2 separate regions of the Homo sapiens genome follow, and region 2 is linked to region 1. A link is a loop called in an ENCODE intact Hi-C map of the cell type or tissue named here. Cell type or tissue: GM12878. All regions are shown on one strand. Links, peaks and the distances in the headings refer to the core of each region. The heading gives the core; the rest is flanking DNA.

Evidence for each region. Hi-C counts contacts between places; a loop is a spot of excess contacts. Peaks named below come from ENCODE experiments on the same cell type or tissue, not always from the same donor. Only the 100,000 strongest peaks of a DNase experiment are listed, where the experiment ranks them.
Region 2: it touches region 1 in a loop (1.9-fold over the local background); 7 of 110 quality-filtered maps call a loop at or near these places.

Annotation. Positions count from the first base shown.
Region 1 is chr5:148,480,552-148,485,938 of GRCh38, reverse strand. HTR4 (5-hydroxytryptamine receptor 4) reads left to right here. Exons shown (of 7, transcript NM_000870.7): 7 at 2,646-4,392. The coding sequence ends at 2,736. The region is part of intron 2 of LOC107986462 (a long non-coding RNA gene); the gene reads right to left. Among named protein-coding and RNA genes, the nearest start is that of FBXO38, 99 kb to the right of the region's middle. In GM12878, for the core only: a CTCF peak has its summit at 2,890 (motif pointing right); a DNase peak (open chromatin) is centred at 3,018.
Region 2 is chr5:148,288,072-148,293,458 of GRCh38, reverse strand. FBXO38-DT (FBXO38 divergent transcript) reads left to right here. Exons shown (of 5, transcript NR_105057.1): 4 at 2,464-3,207. Among named protein-coding and RNA genes, the nearest start is that of SPINK7, 22 kb to the left of the region's middle. In GM12878, for the core only: a CTCF peak has its summit at 2,690; no DNase peak of the experiment used is centred there.

The sequences.
Region 1 (5,387 bases), core at 58-5,057:
AGATAGATAGAGAGGGAGAGAAAGAGAGAGCCAATGTAGCCCTTCGGAAACATTTCTCAAAGAACCTCTTCCTCTCTCCAATTGCTCTGGAGCCTTCCACATGCCCAACCACATGGCTTTCTTTAGCTCTGATCTTTTCGCCTTGTCTTTTATCCTCACCCCTCATTCTTTATTATGTTTATTCATGTGGCCCCTCTCTTTGTCTTCCGGACTTTCCTCCTACCTTCACAGGATTTTTTCCCCCTTTACACCTAGTCTCCCTAGTTCTACGTCACAGAAAACATGGGGTTCCACTTGGCAATGACTCTTCTTTAATGGTCAGATGGAGTTAGCAGGAAAGAGTCTCATGTTAGTGTCACAGTCATATTGTGTTGCAATAAATGGAAATGCCACATCACACTGCAGGTTTCTCACAGGTGGAACATTTATAACATGCACCCCTCTACATATTCATTTCACCCAGGAGTCTGCCATAGTGGGACAAAGAAATGCTAGAGACAGCGAGACCTAAATACTGTATCCATAGTGGTAGTTGTCAAAATGATGAATGACAATACAGTAGAACAGTTACTAGCACAGGTGCTGGTGTCAAAAATGACTTAAATGTAAGGTCTGACCCTGTCATTTATTAACTGTGTATACTTGGGCAAATTACTTATGCTCCCTGAAGCTCAGTTTCCTTGCCTGTTAAATGGGTGTAATACATGAATTAAGGCACATACTGCATTCAGCCCAATGCCTGGCACACCAGTGCTGCACTAATAGGTGGTTGTTTTTATCGTTGCTAATAATGACAATAATAACAAATATGATACAAAGGGGATTTGGCCAATGAGAGATGAGAAATTCTTATTTTCTTTCTTCCCTCTCTCCCTCTTTCCCTTCCTTCTTTCCTTCCTTTCCTTCTTCCTTCCTTCCTCCTTCCCTTTCTTCCTTCTCTCCTTCCTTCCTTTTTAACCTTCATTCCTTCTTTTTCATTCATTGTTTTTTCTCTAAATAGATATATTCAATGAATCAGACAGATAAAAATGTAAGGGAGTATGTAAAGGCCTGAGGGCACATCTTGAGTTATCTAGAGAGTTTACACTTTAAAATGGCATGTGGAAAATCTGGAGGAAGGAACATATAACCAAGGATGAATCAAGGATGAACAAAAGCTATGTTCAGAGCTATGTTCAGATCTAACCCAGAAATAGTTAGATTTCATTATTTAGGGAAGAAATCTTGCATATTCTGCTATAATAAGAATAGACTTCCAACTGGAAAGAAGAGAACATTTTAGGGAGAAAGTTGCTGTCCAGGATTGATGGAAAGCATTTAACTCTCTCTGAGCCAAGATGTGTCATATCTCAGGGGCTTAAAAAAAACTTGTTGCTAACAAGTCCGAATGAACTTCTTCTAGGACTGGGGAATAGGTGGAAGCCTGGAGATAGTAAATATTGCCCCAATTTTTCAAGAAACACTAAAGCTAATCTCCAGAAACCATAGACTCATAGCTTGTGTAAGTAAGATTCACTGTTGTATAATAATTCATGCCAAATAATTTCTTTATCTGCTAGGACAGATTTTCTGTTTGACAGAGACATTTTAGCAAGGTATTGGACAAAGCCTGCCAGAGCGGGTCCATTCTCAGGCACATTGAGCATTAGATGTTTGACTGCAAGGAAGCCTGTCTTGGGGTAACTATGATTCTCTGTTTTATCTTGCTCAACATTTTTTACCTTGCCTGAAAAACTAAAAGGCAGATGACACTAAACTGAAATATCTACCATTGTAGATTATTTGATCTTCCTATGTGCTTGCAAAAAACTTAAGGTCTAGTTTGAGTGGGTGCTAAATAATCATATCTTGAATGTTAAAATTGCTATGATTTAGAATGATCTCAGCTGACTAAAGTGATACCAAACCGATATAACAAAGTTTAACTGAGTAAAATGTGATGGTTTATATTTTGGCTCAAATAAATAAATAAATAAATAAATAAATAAATAAATAAATAAATAATAAAATCAACTAGGCAGCAATGTAATAAAGAACCTCAGGAATTGACAGTTGTTGTATCAAAAACGATCAAAGTTGGCAGCAAGCTCAATATACGCCAATAACTTATTACCATTTTTAGAAATGAACTGAATTTGACTACATTAATAGAAATAAACCCAATTGATGATGAAAAGCACATGATGTAAGTCAGGCTCCCTGCGAAAATTTGTGCACTTTCCTAGTACCATAATTCAAGAGAGGTGTTCAAAGGACAGTGCCCATTATGGGGAATAATCTGGAAACTATAATATATAATGAACTATTAAAGAAAATCGGAATGTGTAGCTTGGAGTAGAGAAAACTTGGAGGATATAATCGGTAGAGGGCACAATGTTGAGGGGGCCTGATAGGCGTAATAGGTCCATCAGGTAGAAGCCATATGGACACCGATTTTGGCTGAACATTAATGGGCTATTTCTAATAGTTATTATTGCCAAAAATTAATATGGACTGGCCTGTCAATGGAAATTCCTAAGTAGAAGCCAAATAGCTACTCATCTGCATGGCACAGAGTGTTCCTGCCATGCAGGTGGGCTCTTTCAGGAGATGATCTGCAACATCCTTTCCAATTCTGAGGTTCTGTAATCTTCTCCTCTCTCTAGGGATGCAGTGGAGTGTGGTGGCCAGTGGGAGAGTCAGTGTCACCCGCCAGCAACTTCTCCTTTGGTGGCTGCTCAGCCCAGTGACACTTAGGCCCCTGGGACAATGACCCAGAAGACAGCCATGCCTCCGAAAGAGGGCCAGGTCCTAAGCTGCTGCTTGTGCGCGACTGCACCCGGTATTCTCTTCACCTGAGGCTTTCCGTCCGCCAGTGCAGGAACCCGGTGCTCGCTGGGCTTTTCCTCTGAGATTCCAGCAGGTGGCGCTGGAGGGAGTCAGGGGACATAATGGCCTCCTTGTTCACTTTTTATTTCCCAACACTCCCTCTTCCCAGATTCTCTGCTTTTGCCGCGTGGTCTCTGGTGTCTCTGACATGTTCCCGTCACTCACTGTGTCTGATCTGTCTCACTCACGTTCTAAGCACGATAGCTTGCTGCGTCCTATCTCGGTCACTGATGTCTCCAAATACGCCTTCTTTGCTGTGTGGGCTTCCAGATATCAACAAAATACTCCCTCTCTGTTCCTGTCTTAGCCAGAGGCGTCGCTCCTGTCTTGCTTACTTGCTTGGTCACGTCCGTCACAGCCATGTTCAAGCTATCCCCTGCCTCTTCTTCGCCCTGTTCTGTGCCAGACGCTAACACACTTTTCTCCCTGTGTCTGGGTCCAAACGTGCATCCTCTTGGTTGGCCCCCTTGTCAGTCCCAGACGTCCACTTGCTCTTCCTTATGTCCAATGTCTGTCCTCCTCTTCAGGACATGCTCCATTTATTTTCCATGGAAGACACAGGGTCAGAGATCTGTCAGAGGAAAATGGTCTCCACAGCAACTCTGGAGGGAAGCTGAAGACAGATAGCTTCCTCCTGGTGTCCTGGCCGCTGGCGTGTCTGCCCTGAGATGCTCGCTCTCCTGCTGGGCTAGAACGGGACGTCTTCTAAAAAGCCTTGGGCAGGGCTAGCAACATCGTAGGTGTTTATTAGGCTTCAGGATCTTTCCCATGAACTTGTGATATCATTTTGAAACCCTTCAATCTGGCTTTGTTGCTGCCAAAGGAGATAACTGTTGGAAGTTCACACTGGGGAAACTCATTTTCCCCTGCAGCTCCCCCAAGGTGCAGGAGGGCAGGATCCAGCAGCACTGGGGATGCCGAGGCAATGCTGTACTTGAAGCCAGAGGACCCAAATTGCCGCCCTGGCTGTGCTGCAAACAAGCTGTGAGATCTTGAATAGTGTTCTTTCATCTCTGGACCCCACTTTCCACATCTGTGCACTCAAGCTTGGACTAGAGGACCTTTAAGTTTTCTTTCTGTTTCTAAGACAACAGTATGCTGCTATAGCCGTCTGCTACCTCGAGAAGCCATGGCCTGCCTGCCTTTTGGCTTTGTTTCAAAGGAACGACCCTCCTCATTTGGGCCTTTTAGACCCCTGACCTTTCCAGCTTTGTCCTTCAGATTAATCTGGATGTCTTTTATTCAAAGCTGAGTCAGTGGCTCTTGCGAATGCCCCATAGCAGAAGTCCCGGGAAGGTAAATGCCAAACCCAGAGCCATGTGAGATTCTGACTTTGATCTTGGCTGTGGTTTAATAGCATCTCAGGATTATTTATCATATTCTCTTTTTTTCTTATTGCTTATAAGGTGTCAGTTATTGTTTCCATTGTTGTTTACTTTAGTTCTGGAACTGAAACCGACAGGAAGAAACTTTGGAATAAGGAAGAGAAGATTGACCAAACCATCCAAATGCCAAAAAGAAAAAGAAAAAAAAAAGCCTCTCTGTCCTATGAAGACTTAATTCTGTTGGGGAGAAAGTCATGTTTTAGGGAAGGAAAATAGCCTCTGAAAGAGAAATGCTATTCAGAATTCGTGAGAAATATCTCTCCATGCTGAAATGCTCTTTGTGTAGACTGGGATTCTCCCTGATCAATGAAGCAGATTGAACCAGGGAACCATTCTTGTCACATATGAAGAAAGTTTATTTAAATTCTAACTTACACCCTGACTCTGACTCTGTGGCTGGACCAATCCCCTTTGATTTTTCAAGTCATTGTTCCCCTGCCATCACTAGGCTCAGCAACCACCATTAGGAGGCAAGCACCATTTTGAGGTGCTTTTCTAATATGAAGAAGGGAGCAGCCAGCTTCTGGGCTCCATGGCTCTGGACCTGATGATGAGACCCAACCAATCTGCTGTGGCTGCCCACACACCCACCCATTGCCTGCATGAGCACATTGGTGGGAGGAGTACAGCACAGAGGCAGCACGTGCACTGGGTCCATTGCTGACTTATTAAGCAAATTGAACTAATTCCTGAATGTCTCAGACCTCAGAGAGAATCTCTCTTGCCTACTTCACAAAGTTGTTGTGGAGATATAAGATAATTTTTTTGTGAAAACATTCTGTAAATCATAAAATGCCATTCCACATATTTATCATTACTTTGGGCGTTTTGGATTACTGTGGATGTGCCTGAGCACTCGAGGACTATGAATTTATTTACCGGGAGGTAAACCAACTTAAGAGAGTAAGTTTCTATGTTGATAAAGAAACAGAGAAAGAAATGCCCAGGGCAAAGTTCGCAGGAAGGTAAATGCCAAACCAGAGCCTTGTTAAAAAAATAATATTCTAGGAGCACCCCTTGGGTATTAATTCTTCCTGTATTCCCAGCACTTTGGGAGGCCCAGGTGGGAGAATCACTTGAGGTCAGGAGTTCGAGCCTGGCCAACATGGTGAAATTTGATCTCTACTAAAGCTA
Region 2 (5,387 bases), core at 245-5,244, 190 kb after region 1:
ACAAGAGCATGTTCTTTCAAAGTACTCATATAGGTGTTTCATATGTAAAATTGCTATTTTACTCTATTTATAATTGCAGAAAAGCAAAAATTATGAATGTAATAACTAGATATATTGATCACCTGTATGCATACTTTCTATAAATGAGTTCAGTTTTCTCATTTTTTTCTTTCCCTGTATTTGTACTTACTGAATTTATTGAAATTGATTTTAATATCTGAATGTGATAAAAAATTTTGGTCTTATATTTTCTTTGACTTTTTATTATTTCATTTTCTAGTGATCCATTTTATTGTCTTTTATACAAATATTGGCCTTTGATGGCTTGAAAGTTTTTGAAAAAATGATCCTCAAACACAAATGGTTTAAGAACTTCAATAGAGAGTTTGACGATTATATGGTCATAGGTGGAGCCATGGAGGGACAAAGAAAGAGCAAAATTGTTCAGCCTCATGACTGGGAAAATGAAGCTCCATGGCCTGAAATAGGGAAGAGGAGCTGGCCTGTGGTGAGAGATGCTTGTTTGAGTTTTAGATCTCTATATTGTAAGATGATGGTAGAAAATTCAGATACAGGGTCTAGCAGGAGACTGGAGCTCTAGAACTGGAGCTGAGGTCATAGAAAAGATAAGATCAGGATCATTTGCCTGAAGTCATAGTTGAATCATAGTAATTGTAAGATTCAAAGAAGAGAATGATGTCTTATGAGATCTGAGCAGCTATATTTTTTCATTCAGTGGCTTCAAATAAAATTGATTTACACCTCCTATCAAGGTTGTTTTTCTCCCAGGTAATGTAAATTTTCCTATCTGTAGCAAGAGAAAGTAACAGAGCAATGATAATTATGATGATGGTGATGATAACAATAAGGATAATAAAATAATAATGATATCATTGTAAAGCAATAGTAATAATAAAAACAAGTCCTTATGTAGTCCCTATGTACCAAGGGCAGTTTATTTCACACGAGAAAGTTAAGGCACAGAGGAGTTAAGTTTAATGACTTGCTGGAGGTCACTTAAATAATATGTGGTGGAGTTGAGGTTTGAATTCAGACTGTTTGGATTTAGAGCTTGTTTTTTTAACCATTGACTGCTAACCATTAAAGATGCTGAAGTAAATCTTTCTCAGAGTCATTAACAACAAGCTACACAATATCTTGGAAGTATCTGCGTCTTTCAGGGAAAAAACAAAGCCATTTTTTAATAATCCACTCATTTTTCTGAAAAATTGCTCTAAGGGGTCTAAACCGATTCTTCTCAAACTGCAATGCGCCCTGCAGATCAAGTGCCCTGCAGATCTTGCTACAATGCAGAATCCGACCCAGTAGGTCTGAGGTGAGATCTGTAATTCTGCATTGGTAACAGCTCCCAATGCTGGCCCTTACCCACACTCTGAAGAGCAAGGGTCTGCAAAATCAGGGGGCAGATGAGGATATGAGGAAGCTGTCCTAGTGGTTAGAGATAAACTATGTTCTGCACTTTTATCTAGAGGAGTCAGGCTCTTGCTCAATGTCCTTAAATTGTTGAAACTACTATTAATTCATTATTACATCTAGGCAGAATACTTTCTTAAAGAAGAGACTAATATTTTTAAGAAGATATGCATCTGTACTTTTTTGAAAATCTCTTATAATCACCGCTCCCTGTCCTCTTTTTTTCTGGTTCCATTTGGGTTTGACAACACAAGGTTGTGGTTAGAAGCAGGATAATTTGGGTTTGAATCTCAGTCCTTCTTCATGAACTACAAGATTACATAGTTTACTTACCTTGTGTGAGTTTAGTTCCCTCATTTGTAGTATGGGGGTGATAATGGTATTAGGCTTATAAGACTGTGGAGAGGATCAATTGAAACAAGGCACATAAAACATGCTATGGCACTTGGCATGGTACATGTGTTCCCTGAACCTGGGCTAATTATTGTTACAGCTCTATCTCTGCCCATGTGCTGTGCCTTAGTGTCACACTGCCCGTTCCTGTAATGGAACACTTGTGTTCTCATCTGGAACCTCGCATGATTATTTCCATTATCAGCTCACACCCAGAGCCCCCTCTAAATGTCCTTGCTTTTACGTTTGTGTTCATGTTTGTCTTTCAACCAGCACAGGATTTTCACACAATAGTGAAGACATTTATAAATCAGGGATTTCTAGACTTTGCATGTTTGTTTTCCTACTACAATAGAATAATTGTGAGCTCTATATTTTGAAGAGAGAAAAAGAAAGGATACAATTTTCTTTGATATTTTTCTTTGTGTTCTGTGGTAATACAGGATTGTTCCTCTCCATCTCTCTTTGGAGAAGATTTCATTTTTGTTTTTGTTATTTTGTGTAAAGCAGAGACATAGACTAAATAATGAAATAGTGTTAGGCTATAATAGACAGCCAATATTAACACAAATGTCTGTATTTTAGAAGCTGCTTTACTTTTTGAAACTGGAAAAACCTGAAACTCTTTCTTTCCAGCTCCAGAGAGAGCCATCCTGATGGAACCTACTGACCAGGGGGACACAAAAGAAAAGAGGGAGGAGATGAAAGAAGGTGAGGGTCTCTATTGCCAGCAGAACTGGACTGTGTGTTTAACTGGAAAGCTGATGGAGAATGTAGTTAGGCACAGCTCTCTGGACCCTTCTAGTGAAATAAAGAACTAGTTAAATAAGGCAAGACAGAAGAATGAGGCTGCCATCTAGATGTAGTAACAGGTAATGTTCCAGGGCACAAGGGAGCCAAAGGAAGAGAGTTTCTTCACTTTTTATTCTCTGCAGTCTTCATACATAATAATGATCTCATTCCTCTATATTAGTCAAGATCTTCCCATTATAAGTGACGAATTATAACCAGATTAAACCAAAAAGTAAAATAATTTATTGACTGATTGATATGGTTTGGATTTGTGTCCCCGCCCAAATCTCATGTAGAATTGTAATCCCCAGTGCCAGTTGGAGGTGGGTCCTGGTGGGAGGTGATGGGATCATGTGGGTGGTTTCTCATGGTGTAACGCAATCCACCTTGGTGCTGTCGTCACGATGGTGAGTCCTCATGAGATCTGGTTGTTTCAAGGTGTGTGGCACCTCACCTCTCTCTCTCTCTTCTCCTGCTCCCACCACGTGAGGCACCTCTCTCCCCCTTTGCCTTTTGCCATGATTGGAAACTTCCTGAGGCCTCCCCAGAAGCAGAAGCCCCTATGCTTCCTGCACAGCCTGCAGAACCGTGAGCCAATTAAACTTCTTTTCTTTATAAATTATGCAGTCTCAGGTATTTTTTTTATAGCAGTGAAAGAACGGAGTAATACAATGATATAATTGGAATAGGATGAGATGGAGTGAGCATTAGGTATGCTGGAACTAGGGGATCAAATGATATCAACTCACTCTCTTCTGCTCAAAAACATACGTAATCCCCAAAAATGCTTGGCTCTTCTTCTTCCTTTTATTAACATGTGGCCACTATTCTATCCTAATGAATATGGGCTTTACCCAGGAAATGAGTTAAAAGGCCACAGCTATGTGTATATGTGTATGTGTGTTGGGGGAGGGGGGAGGGGTTGGAGGTCTTAGTTTACCTTTTCTGCTCCAATACCTATCCACTGATGACTTCTAAACTTTTTGTCAGCACCATCCTAATTCTGATTCCCAGATCTAGATATTTAGAGGGCAATTTGGCCTAGATGTCTAATAAGTCATTCAACTACAAAGCAGTCAAAATAGAAGTTGCTATTCTTCTTATGTTTTATCCTTAGTTATTTGTGTTTCTCTTCCATGTTGATGATGATACTATCTTTAAATTCCCCTTGGATCTTCATCAGAGATCAGAATTTATAAGTTGATTGATACATATTCATTAAATATATGTTGAACATGCAAAGTGGAGATGCATCATGTGTAACATAATTTTGTTGTGAGGATTAAATGAAATAACATGAAAAACATTCAGTAAAATGCTTGACATGCATAATTTCACAACCAATGAATGAAGAGGATACAAAAGATATTTTTAAACTTGTGTCTTTTATCCTATAGTTTCTTAAGTGAATTCATAACAAGGAAGAATATGATATTTTTAACACCCAGGGAAAGTCACCTTACCACCAAAACATCCTTTAGTACACTTCAGGTTGTGCCTTGAAGTGTTTGTTTGCATTTGTTAATATAAATGAGAGAAGAGAAGAAAACTTCTCCCACCTCAGGTAAGCCCGTAAATGCAGCTGTCTCTACTGCATCTCAGGGCATTGTTAGATACATATTTTACTTTAGCCTGGAATCCATTTGAAATGAGTTGAGTGTATGAAAAGAATGGCCATGTACATATATATATATATTTATATATAGTTATATATATGGTTATATGTATGGCAATAAACCAATTATTAATAATGTAAAATGTAGTGAGTGATATTACACACCCATCTCTATAAAAGGCATTTTCCCAAACATTCTCTTTAGTGTTTGCAGGAATCCCATACATTAGGTGTAAAAAGTGGCATTAAAGTTAGAGAAGGGGCTACTCAAGGAATGGAAGTCACATATGTGGCAGGAGGAAGTGAACCTAAGCCTCAGTGCTCCATGTCCATCCCTCAGCTCACTGCACCTCAGTGCCACACTTAGCCCTGAGAAAACCTCCTCTGCCCACGGACACTCACTGGGGTAGCATCCTTTACAGTTTTCAAGAACAGACATTATTTTCTGTTAGGGGGAGAGCATTTCCTTCATAAGTAAAATTTATCCACCAGTACTGATCCTAGAGGTGTTGAGTGCCTTGAAAGCTCTCTGTGTCATGAACTCTTAGACTAGAAATGAATCTTAAATTAGAATGGCACAAATGTGTATCACAAACATATAAACATACTCAAGCATACCATGGCTGACATTTAAAATGTCTGGACTAAGAAAATGTGAGGCCAGAGGTTTGGATGAATAAACTACGTGGACATAGAAGCTTCCTAGGACAATGACATGAATGTTGTCAAGAAAGGCTGTGTCTGTTAGAGGCCAAAAGGCCTGAATTACTTATGGGGGTATGACCAGTGTCTAGACAGCAGAGATGAGGCATCGTTAGCGATTCACCTGGCATGTGCCTTAACATTGCTTTTCCAGCAGGGCAGATAAATGATGGCCTGAAAGCTGCCTCAGAAAATCAAGATGATTCCAGTCTTCTCCACAACCCTGGAGGAGAATGGGCATCCCCTATTCTCACTATTCCAAAGTCAAGAGTGTCCTTGGGGGAAACACCCGAGTCAGCAGGGGCAAGGAGGTGCAAGTAGCATTTGGTAAACAACACAAAATATCTGTAGAACGCAGTGGAAATATTCATGAGGGAAGACAGCCATGGAAAGAAGGACTGGGGAGAAGAAGCACAAAATTGTAAGAGAATGTGATATGATTAAGACAAGG